Regions from separate parts of the Homo sapiens genome. Here region 1 is linked to region 2. Evidence: read pairs that join two places in POLR2A ChIA-PET (ENCODE). Cell type or tissue: HepG2. All regions are shown on one strand. Links, peaks and the distances in the headings refer to the core of each region. The heading gives the core; the rest is flanking DNA. Region 1 overlaps NPAS2 (neuronal PAS domain protein 2). Region 2 has its middle 39 kb from the start of NPAS2.

The links. Peaks named below come from ENCODE experiments on the same cell type or tissue, not always from the same donor. Only the 100,000 strongest peaks of a DNase experiment are listed, where the experiment ranks them.
Region 1: POLR2A ChIA-PET joins it to region 2 with 5 read pairs; 1 of 35 experiments calls an interaction of 5 or more read pairs at or near these places.

The regions. Positions count from the first base shown.
Region 1 is chr2:100,886,586-100,891,957 of GRCh38, forward strand. All of the region lies in intron 1 of NPAS2 (neuronal PAS domain protein 2), which reads left to right. Among named protein-coding and RNA genes, the nearest start is that of NPAS2, 69 kb to the left of the region's middle. RefSeq lists an enhancer at 1,093-1,862. In HepG2, for the core only: no CTCF peak of the experiment used is centred there; a DNase peak (open chromatin) is centred at 2,828.
Region 2 is chr2:100,778,746-100,784,083 of GRCh38, forward strand. No RefSeq gene overlaps it. Among named protein-coding and RNA genes, the nearest start is that of NPAS2, 39 kb to the right of the region's middle. In HepG2, for the core only: no CTCF peak of the experiment used is centred there; DNase peaks (open chromatin) are centred at 586, 1,576 and 2,126.

The sequences.
Region 1 (5,372 bases), core at 201-5,200, 110 kb after region 2:
CACAGATGGCCTGTGAAGGGGAGAAACTGAGGCAGAGAGGGTTAGGAACTTGCCTAAGCTAGTTAAGCAACAGTCACGATTAGAAGCCAGGATCTTTCAGGACTGTTCCCACGTTATGCGAGAGTCCTTGCCTCTCTTCATAAATGGTAGATTTCCCATCTCCTTTAATATCCTCTAGATGAATTCATGAACAAAGGCCAAGGGACAGGAGAAAGAGAGAAAGGAGGAAGAAATGATGTCAGCTCTTTCCTTCAGTTCTTAAAAATGCCAAAGACAAAACTTTCAGACAAGGTCGTTTCCTGGAAGAGGTGGGGTAAACATTCCCAGAGTCATGAGTTTTTAGATTTGAATGTTTCTAAAATGTTGATTGACAGAACCTTCTAATACATTTGTTATAAACGTGACATAAAGGGGAAAAATGTCCAGCATTTTGAGGAAGAAAGGGCTCTAAATATACATAACTGCATTTGAACAGATTCCTTTGCTTCCTCGTTGGCCTGGGCTGCAAGGCCACTGTCCTCTTATGAGCCCTAGGAAGCAGGACTGGCCTCCTGAGGACCCCAGCATTAGCCTCCAGGTTTGTGCTGGGCCCTCCTGAGACAACCCCAATCCAGACACTAGCTCCTATAAGTAGAGCACCTGAGACTCAGGGGAATTCCCTCAAAGCGTTCCAGCTTCTGAGCCAGAGAGGCCAGAAGTGGAAGCCTTTCTGTCGGACAGCTACAGCCCAGACTGGATGCAGGAACAGCAGGAACAGAGCAGTGGCCTCCTCCGTGGCATGGGGCCTTGTGCCCACCAATCCTGGCACCACTGAACCACTGACTCAAGTCCGTCCTCAGCTCCAGTGAGCCTCTTGTTATTGCCAGTGGCTGACGGAGAGGTGAGGGGAGAGGACGTCATGCAGGCGAGCTGGGAGGTAGCACCACGGTTTCTCAGCAGTGTTCGTGCAAATTATCACTATAATGCACCCGTGCAGGCCCAGCAGCCTGTGCAAGTATCACAGCACCATACAGACATGAATTCATGTGTCTTTAATAACAGGGAAATGGCAATGTGTCAATTTACACAGTTGTTTTTCTGCAGTTTTTTCTTTTTCTTTTTTTTTTTTTGAGCCATCTTCCCAAGTGTTCTCTGGGTTTTCCTCTTACCCGGGTCCCCTGTCTGCCATCCACAGGCTGGCATGAGCCACCCAGGCTGGGTCTGGGATCAGCCGAGGGCCTGGGCTGGTGCCGGCACCGCCCCTCTCCGCGAACGGGCCCTGCATTCGCATCATTAGTTCATCACCATGGAAGAACTGGGCTGTCAAGCTGACCTACTTTTCTTGTTTGCCCACAGCAGGCTAAGCCTGTTTAGCCTCATCCAGAGGGGCTGGGCAGAGCAAGTTGCTTTCCGAGTCATACAGATGGCAGTCTTCTGAGTGAGTGTGGTTGAATCTGTTTGCCCTTTTTGCCCTTAGTCTGCAGAGTTAGGGCCCAGCACCCAGGATGGCTTGAGTCCAGGTCCAAGCACAGGGGCATCCTGCAACCCATATTCAGCCTCTCCCGAAGAGATCCTGCATTAGGATGAATTATTGCGGGAACCAATGCCAGGCTTCTTTCCAAACTTTAAACACAGATTCCTAAATGGAAGCTCTTCATATTCTATACTAAGCCCTAAGAACATCAGCCACTTGCAGAGATGCCAGGAGGGTGGGACCCATGCCTGTGCTTGAGGGGTTTACCATCCAGTGGGGGAGGGTTGTGAACAGCTAAAGCCAAGGAGAAGCAGAAACAGAAGAGGATAGGGATGAGCCGTGGGGGCGGAGGAAGATGCGCTAGTAGGGTAGAAAGTGTTGGAGAGGGGGACAATGTGATGAGGATGGGGCTAAAGTCACAGACTGGCAGCTTGTCATCTGAGGGTTTGAATGCTACGATATGGAACCATGTGAAGTGCTAGTAGATGTACATGTTATCCCCCCACCCCATAGTTACTACCTTTATTCTTTGCTGAAATATTGCTATATTGCTGCCTGTGAACATAGGATAGTATCTGTTAGAGTTGTTCAGGGGAAAATAGTTAAGATCAGACCCAGACTGTCATGATTAAATAAGCTAATGTACAAGAAAACCACTAGCCAGAGCTTCATGTGTAGTTTATCTCTCAAGCTCATGGATTTTGTGTGTAGCAACATGCCTTGGGTCCTGGGCCTGTGCCTTCTAATTCTGATGCCATGACTTCTGACTCAGGCGGACATGTCTTGGACTCTCCTTGACACCCCGAAGCCACCACCCAGAGCTTTGGAGGAGGAATCGGGCCAGTGGGTGAATTATGCCTTAACTGGGGCCACTTCTTTAGACATTTGCAGAAGGAGGAACTCAGTCTCTTTTTAAAAAGAAAAATATGTACTTCTCTTTTCTCTTGCAGTTTCCCCAGCATTATTCAGAGGCAGAGTGACAGATGTAAGGAGAGGGATCTAAAACATCTTTAATATACAACATGAATATCTGAATGGACATTGAGAAACTGGAGATTTCTAGTCCTGCTGAGGCAAAACCCAGATGACCTAGAGATGACATAAAAGTCAGTCATTTCTACCTGTCCCATTACCGGTGATGGTAATGTTTGTCACTCAATTAAGGCAGTAGCTCTTCTTTAGACATTCAGCAAACATTTGTTGAATACCTGCATGGGACTCTGAGTCTTGGTGTTCGAAGAGGGAAAATGGAAATACTCGGCCCTACATTGCCTAAGCCCCTCACTAGGGAGAGCTGTAAGCTCTTGGGAAGGGCTTGCCACGGGGCTTTCTGTTTGTTGAGGTTCACCCTGTATCCAGTGGCTCTTCTAGCACAGGCAGAGACATGCCCTTTGCCGTGTGACATTCGAGGAGACGACCAGTTTTTTTCCCTACTGACCTATGATCCCCACATCCCAGCTTCTCTGCCTACTGGTTGGTCTTCCTGACATTAGTTTTGTTCTTGTGTATTTGATCCATGCACACATTTTTACCACACCGGATATCCTGAAGTTGGGCTGGTTGGGGTTTTGGGAGAGGCATGTCTAGGGTTGGTTCACTCTGTGGATTAGGATCTAGTTTTATCAAGGTGGTGGGAGAAAGGCCTCACCAGGCAGCAATCACCAATGGATCCCAAATTCCCAGCTGGGCCTGCATCCAACACAACCAACCAGGGTTTTCAGACAACTCAGATTTTAAAAAGAAAAGCAGCAACCTGTCAGTTTGGTGACCTAGCAGATACATCTCAATGCTTTTTACTTTTTAATTGACTTTTTAAAAATGGTGAATTAATGCCATTTTCCGTATGAATGCATCATTGTGTAGATTTGTGTAGATGCCTTGGAGACGTCCCCTGAGATTGAGAGCGTGGGGTGGGCATGTTCGGGGGCGGGGAGGGATATGTAGAGCAACTAGAAGGATTGAGGTTTTCCTTGCGTGCACACCCTCCTCCTGGCAGCGTGCAGTGGTGAGTTCCTGGTTCATTGGGAGTGAAATGGGCACCCTCCTGCTTCTGTGTGCATACTGTATGAGGTATGTAGCTTTGCCAGATCTTAGTGTGACACACCAGGATGACAGCTAGCAAGGTCACGTCTCTGAGGGTTGTTAGGCCCCAGCCCTGGTATAATGCCTCTGCAAGGCATGTTGGTCCCCTACAGTGGGCCGGCTGTGTCCAGGGAGCAGGCTGGGCTCAGAGGTAGTGCGAGCTCTCAGCTGGCCTCAGGGCCCAGCCAAGGCCCCTCATCATCTCTGACTATAGGGACAGGTGGGTGCAGGGAAGGGGTGGCAAACTTAGTAACGTTGATCTCCTTGATAGTTTCTACCCCTGAATGCACCTCCACACAAAATTGTGCAGGCCTTCCCAGGGACCCTAGCCTACGGGGAATCTCGGGGCAAGGAGAGGTGCAGGTGCTCTGGGCAGTACCACAGGTGTCCCTGTACCCTCAGGTCATCAGGCCCAAATACAGTGAGGAGCCAGCCACTCAGAGCCACTTGAGGGGCTCCAAATGCCCCATTTTCTCATGCCCCAGGGCCTTTGAACAAACCATTCCTTCTGCTTGCATGCCTCTTCCAGGCTCAGCTGAATTGCATGATACAGTGACAGTGGAAGGAGTGGAGGAGGATCCAACATCACAGATACTTTAACAGTGAATATGTTAAATCTAATACATCATAAGAGAGTCCCGGGTGTGAAGGAAGAGTGCTCCTTGCTGCTGGTGCTGTCCCATCTGCTCCCTGCGGGGCCCCTTGCAGCCCGTGAGCTTGACTTGGCCTTGGCTGAGTCAGCAGGGGTGGTGGGCAGGAGACCCCTGGCTGCACAGGGAGGGCCAGCAGTGTGCTGTCTGCTTAAACTGTAAGTAAAAGAAGTGAGGATGGTCCAGGCGCAGTGGCTCACGCCTGTAATCCCAGCACTTTGGGAGGCCAAGGCGGGTGGATCATGAGGTCAGGAGATCGAGACCATCCTGGCTAACACGGTGAAACCCCGTCTCTACTAAAAATACAAAAAATTAGCCGGGCGTGGTGGCAGGTGCCTGTAGTCCCAGCTACTCGGGAGGCTGAGGCAGGAGAATGGCGTGAACCCGGGGGGTGGAGCTTGCAGTGAGCCAAGATTGCGCCACTGCACTCCAGCCTGGGCGACAGAATGAGACTCCATCTCAAAAAAAAAAAAAAAGAAGTGAGGATGACAGGAGAAGGTAGATGGTGCAACATGAGGGTGCTTTCTACCAACAAGGTGTGCAGCATTGGACACGCATGACCACGTGACCTGCAGCTCTGATGGTGCAACATGAGGGTATGTCCTACCAACAAGGTGTGCAGCATTGGACATACTTGACCACGTGACCTGCGGCTCTGAAGGTCCCACCTGTTCTCGTTCTAAAGTCACCATTTCTGACCGCTGTGCTGTGGAAGGGGAGGCAATTAACCAGATGAGGCGTCCCAACAGATTCTCCTATCGATTGTGAAAAGTGGGTCCACTTCAGCTTACAGATGAGGTCATCATGCCCAGGCTCCAAGGCCACCACACAAGTGAAGGCAAGAGCACTGAGGACATTTCAACCTAGATCTGGCTAGTTTCCAAACTAATTCTGCTGCCTCAATTAGCAATTCACATCAAACCTCCTACGTTTTGATTAAATGTTATTTGAAACTCTTGATATTAAACCCAAGATTCCACAGTCTAGGTGTCCAAAACTAATTTGACTTCCTGTTTCAAGGGCACCTACTTTTTCTCTCCTTGCAAACTTGAGCACAGTGAAGATGAGCATTTCTGGACCTGAAGGAGCATTTGGGGAACAGTTCCATGGAGGGAGATGCTTGCTGGAGCAGTATTTTGTGGATTCATTTCGGCTTGTCTGTGGCAGCCGAACAGCGGTTTCCAACA
Region 2 (5,338 bases), core at 1-5,000:
AATCCTCACACATGTGCTGCTGCATTTTCACTGCTGGGGGAGGAGCGTGCATTGTGGGACCCTGCCATGGGAGGGAGAGCATCGGGAAACCATCCATGTGTTCTCCAGACTCTGCTTCTTTTCCCTTGTGATCCAGCTGTAGATCTTTGTTACGTCACTGTCATCAATCTTAGCTGTTAACACAACTATACGCCAAGTCCTGTGCATCCTTCCAGCAGATCTCAAATGTAGGGATGGTCTTGGGGATCCTCAACACTCCAACCATGGTAAATGCCACGAAGGAAGAGCACAAGTGATGTAAGGAAGACAGCAGGGGCCTCGTTAGCATGGGGGGTCCAGAAGAACCCTCTGTGGGAGTTCTATGTCAGCCAGTCCTAACGATAACGAGAAGTTCACGGGAACAAGAGCAGGAGGCACATGCTCCCGACAGAGGAAAAGCATGATCAAGAACATGATGGCCCAGTACGTGGCTCCCTAGAGAGCTGAACTACCTCCAGCCAGTGACATCCCTGAAAGCTGGGAGGTCCTTTGATGTCAGAGCTGCAGACAGATGCTGCTCCAAGGGCCTCGGGCCAGGGCCAGGAGTTGAACTTTATGCTACTCCCACTGGAGAGCTATAGAAGGTGTTTGCATGTAGGGAACATGATCCATGCACCTTTTTCAAGGCCCATTCTAGCTGCTATGTGGAAGATGGATTAGAGGGAAAGAGGCAGAAGCCAGGGAGCAGTCGGAGCCCACTCACAATCAAGGGGTACACAAGGCTATACATGGGTGATAGCTGCACTAGAGGATGGGATTTCAGGGGCAAAAAGGTTCAGACAGCAGCCTCCAAGTTGTCTCCCGCCCCCCGCCCCCCTCCAGTGCTCAGCCCATTTGACCCCTAGTCTGCCTGGGAACCCAAGGCTATGGCTCCCACCTAGAGACACAGCCCTACAGCTCCCACGGCCCTGGCGGAGCTTGTCTGTGTAACACAGCAGCCTGAGATGATGTTCTCAGTCTCCGGCGCCCGCGGGATATAAGGTTGCCAGCTGTCCTTCTGCAGAGATATTCTCCTTTAGTTTGACATTTTGTTCTTCGTGTGTTTTTTCTGAAGGGTGTTAAGATTTCTCCTCTTTTATGACAGCAGGCTGATAGTTGATGGGGGTTCGCTGTGTGTCTCATGGAAAAATTAAGTTGGCAACCATGTTCGTTCCTCTCCACCTTAGCTCTACTTCTCTAAAAAAAAATAATGCCATGCACAGTGGTTCACGCCCATAATCCCAGCACACTGGAAGGTCCAGGTGGGAGGATTGCTTGAGGCCAGGAGTTCAAGATGACCCTGGGCAACATAGCAAGACCCTATTTCTACAAAAAATTAAAAATTAGCTGACTGTGGTGTCATGAGCCTGTAGTCCCAGCTATTCAGGAGGCTGAGGCAGGAGGATCGCTGGAGCCCAGGAGATGAAGGCTGCAGTGAGCTATGATCACGCCCTGTACTCCAGCCTGGGCAACAGAGCAAGACCTTGTGTCAAAAAAAAAAAAAAATCAGTGATTTGTGAAATCCAGAGGTCTGGTGACCACTTAATTGGGGGCAGAGTCCAAACTCCTTCCTCTGGCATGAGGCTCTCTACAATTTTGCCTGCACCTGCCTTGACCTTTCCAGCCTTCTCTCTCACCATTCCCCCACCCTCTGCTCCTGCCAATGGACAGAGTCTCTTGGCTTTTCACCCCATCTTTCCCCTAGGCCAGGCCTGTCCTTTCCTGGTTGCCTCAGCCTACAGCAATCTCTCCCTCTCAACTGCCTCCTCTCAATCAACTCCTTTCTCCTTGGACAGTGCTTTCATTGGGCCAGTTTGCCCTTTCCTGCATTTCTGCCTGTGTTCCAAACCCTACCTTCTGGGAGGCTGGCATTGCCCAGTCTCTACAACGCCCTCTTCCCACACAGCCTGGCAAGGTGGATCTACGAGAAGGTGCTCCCCTCCACCTCTCTCTGCAGCCTCCCCTCGAGCTGAGCTGATGATGTCCAGGTTGTGGTTGTCTCACCAGCAATGAGAGCCAGGAGAGGAAATGAGTTTCAAGGTTTGAAAGGCCACATTCACAATCATTAAGAGGGGAAGTAAGCAAGAATCACTCCCCTGTGTTATCCGGTTGCACAATCCTAGAACAAAGAGGCCACTGATAGGAATTACAGGAAAGTCGGTGCACAGCTAATGCAGAGAGAATTCGGTTTGCAAACTCCACCTGTCAGGATGGAGGCCTCGGAACATGGTTAGATGATTCTAGGGCAGTAGAAATAGTTCTCTGACATAATTGTAGTTATGCAAGCTATAATAATGATACACTTCCTTAAAAACTTGGATTTTAGAATATAAATAGATTGCTTTCAGGGGATTAGAAAAGCTCTTCCCACAAAGGCTTACCTGCTTCCCCAGCAAAGCATATCTTGGGAGCTTCATTTTTCTCAAGTGCCAATGTCATCATCCCAAGTAAAACATTTTTTAAAAAATAGGTAAAAATAAATCTTCAACCTATCAACAGGCCAGCCACGTACTCAGCACTGGGTTATAGGCTGTCCAAAATACAAGTTTAGCTTTAGTTGGGGATATATGAAAAAAACGATAAACAATGTAAAACTGAATATTCTTGAAATCTGCAAAACTGATGACGAAGGCCTTGTGCCATGTGTAACTCAATGTCCTTTACACGAGGACTTAGTGGTAAATTCTGCTTAAAATGTAAAGTCAAGGAAAACGTTTTCTAAAACAATAAGCAGACCGGGCACGGTGGCTCATGCCTGTAATCCCAACACTTTGGGAGGCCAAGGTGGGAGGTTCACTTGAACCCAGGATTTTGCGACCCCCTTGGGCAACATAGTGAGACCTGGTCTCTACTAAAAACCGAATAACAATAATAATAAGTAAAGCTTTCCCAAATGAGGAGTGCCTGCAGCCGCCGGCTCTACGGCCCATGGGCAATACGCTGCAGGCTGCCCGGCCCCAGCCTGATGCTGCATCAGCCTCCCCAGGGTCAGCTGCCCTCACCTACTTGCCTGTCTCCACCCAGCCGCCAGGGTTCCAGCAGCTGCTGCCTCCCCCTCTCCTGTGGGACTGAATGATTCTGGCTTCTCCTTTGCCTGGATCTGTCTTTGCCCCCTTTACCCTTCTTTGAGTGTCTCACAGCCTGGGTAGGGGAGCACCTCTCTCCTTCTCCCTCCCCAGTCCCCAGCTCCCAGTCACCACTGAGGCAAAGCCTGGGGCCTCTCTTGCCCAAGAAGGGAGAACTACAGTGTTGATCTATCTCAGTCTGTCAGGGGCACAGAGAAAAGTGTTATGTTAGACTCCCTCAGTTGTCCAAACAGCCTGCCCCTCCCTCCGTTCCTCCCTTCCTTCCTTCCTTCCTTCTTTCCTTCTTTCTTTCCTTTCTTGTTTTAAGTTACCACTTTATTATGTAAATAAAACTCAAACAGAAAACTGCGCAAAATGAACATGCAGCTGAATGGATTAGGGTAGGGTGAACCCCTGTAACCAACTCTCCCTGCTCTCCCCGCCTACCTCCCACCTCAGGAAAAGCAACTCCATTCACCCAGTGCTGTGTCTAGAATCACTGGCCTCCTCTCAGTTCGCTTTCTCCTTCAAACCCACAGCCATCCAGACCTGTTGATTCTGTCTTCCCAGGCTCTCCCCGTCCGAGTGCTGAGCCTGGATGGGGCCAGCCCCAGTCTCTCCCCACTGTCCTTTCTGTTGCAAGAGGCCTCTGAGCCCTGCAAGCCCCCAGCTCAGCCATGGGAGGTTGTAAGAGATGGGGGTGGGGACAGTGGGGAGCCTTGGGCACAGTCAGGGGCAGTGGCTGCAGAGAGGCCTCTCCCTGGCTCCAGCTCCCATAGGATAGACCCATGGGGGCCTCAGAGTCATCAACACCACCTTTGTCTTCCTCTCCTTGTTGGGGGGTGGGAGTGGCTTCCTGCCTCCCCACCCTGATTGCCATGCTGGCTCCCCTCTCACCAGAGTAATCAATCCCGGCATTCGACCCCTCTGTTGTAGAGGCACTTACTCACCCCTTCTCCACAGCCCTCACCCCTCCCTGCAACAGCCTCCTTGCAGGCCTCCAGAGCTGCTCCGCTCTTCCCTCCCAAACATGACTGACCACACGTCTGGTGTGACTAGAACAATATAACTGGCACACCGTCCCTGCGTACTTACACACAGACGCCTCATTCTCAAAATTATCCTGGGTGGGATAGTAAATTATGAGGACTTCCTACCCCACACTTCATTCTCGCCACAGTGGCCTTCAAAAACACAAAGCAGATCTCATCATTCTCCTGCTCAGAATCCTCTAAAACATGCCCATTAAGATGGCTAGTATTAAAAAAAAAAGAAGGCAATAACAAGCACTGGCAAAGGCGTGGAGCAATGGGAACCCTTGTGTATTGTTGGTGGAAGTGTAAAATGATGCTGCCGCTATGGAAAACAGTACGGCGGCTCCCCTCAAAATTAAAATGGAATTGTCATATTACCCAGCAATCTCACTTCTGGGTAGGCAGCCAAAAGAACTGAAGCCAGGTGCAGTGGCTCACGCCTGTAATCCCAGCACTTTGGGAGGCTGAGGTGGGTGGGATCACTTGAGGTCAGGAGTTTGAGACCAGCCTTGCCAACGTGGTGAAACCCATCTTTACTAAAAATACAAAAATTAGCTGGGCACAGTGGCTCGCGCCTGTAATCCCAGCACTTTGGGAAGCCAAGGTGGGCAGATCACTTGAGGACAGTAGTTTGAGACCAGCCTGGCTAACACGGTGAAATCCCATCTCTACTAAAAATACAAAAATTAATCGGCATGGTGGTGGATGCCTGTAATTCCAGCTACTCAGGAGGCTGAGGTACGAGAATTGCTTGAACCCGGGAGGTGGAGGTTGCAGTTAGCCGAGATCGTGCCACTGCACTCCAGCCTGGGCGACAGAGAGACTCTTGTCCCCCACCCAAAAAAAAAGAATAGTTAAAATGGTGGCCAGGCGCAGTGGCTTAAGCCTGTAATCCCAGCACTTTGGGAGGCCGAGGCGGGAGGATCATGAGGTCAGGAGATTGAGACCATCCTGGCTAACACAGTGAAACCCCGTCTCTACTGAAAATACAAAAAAATTAGCCGGCCGTGGTGGCAGTCGCCTGTAGTCCCAGCTACTCAGGAGGCTGAGGCAGGAGAATGGCGTGAACCCAGGAGGCGGAGCTTGCAGTGGGCTGAGATCGTGCCACTGCACTCCAGCCTGGGCGACAGAGTGAGACTCCATCAAAAAAAAAAAAAAAATGGTATACAAATCTTGGATGATATTCCATTGTATGGGCCACATTGCATAGACCACATTTTG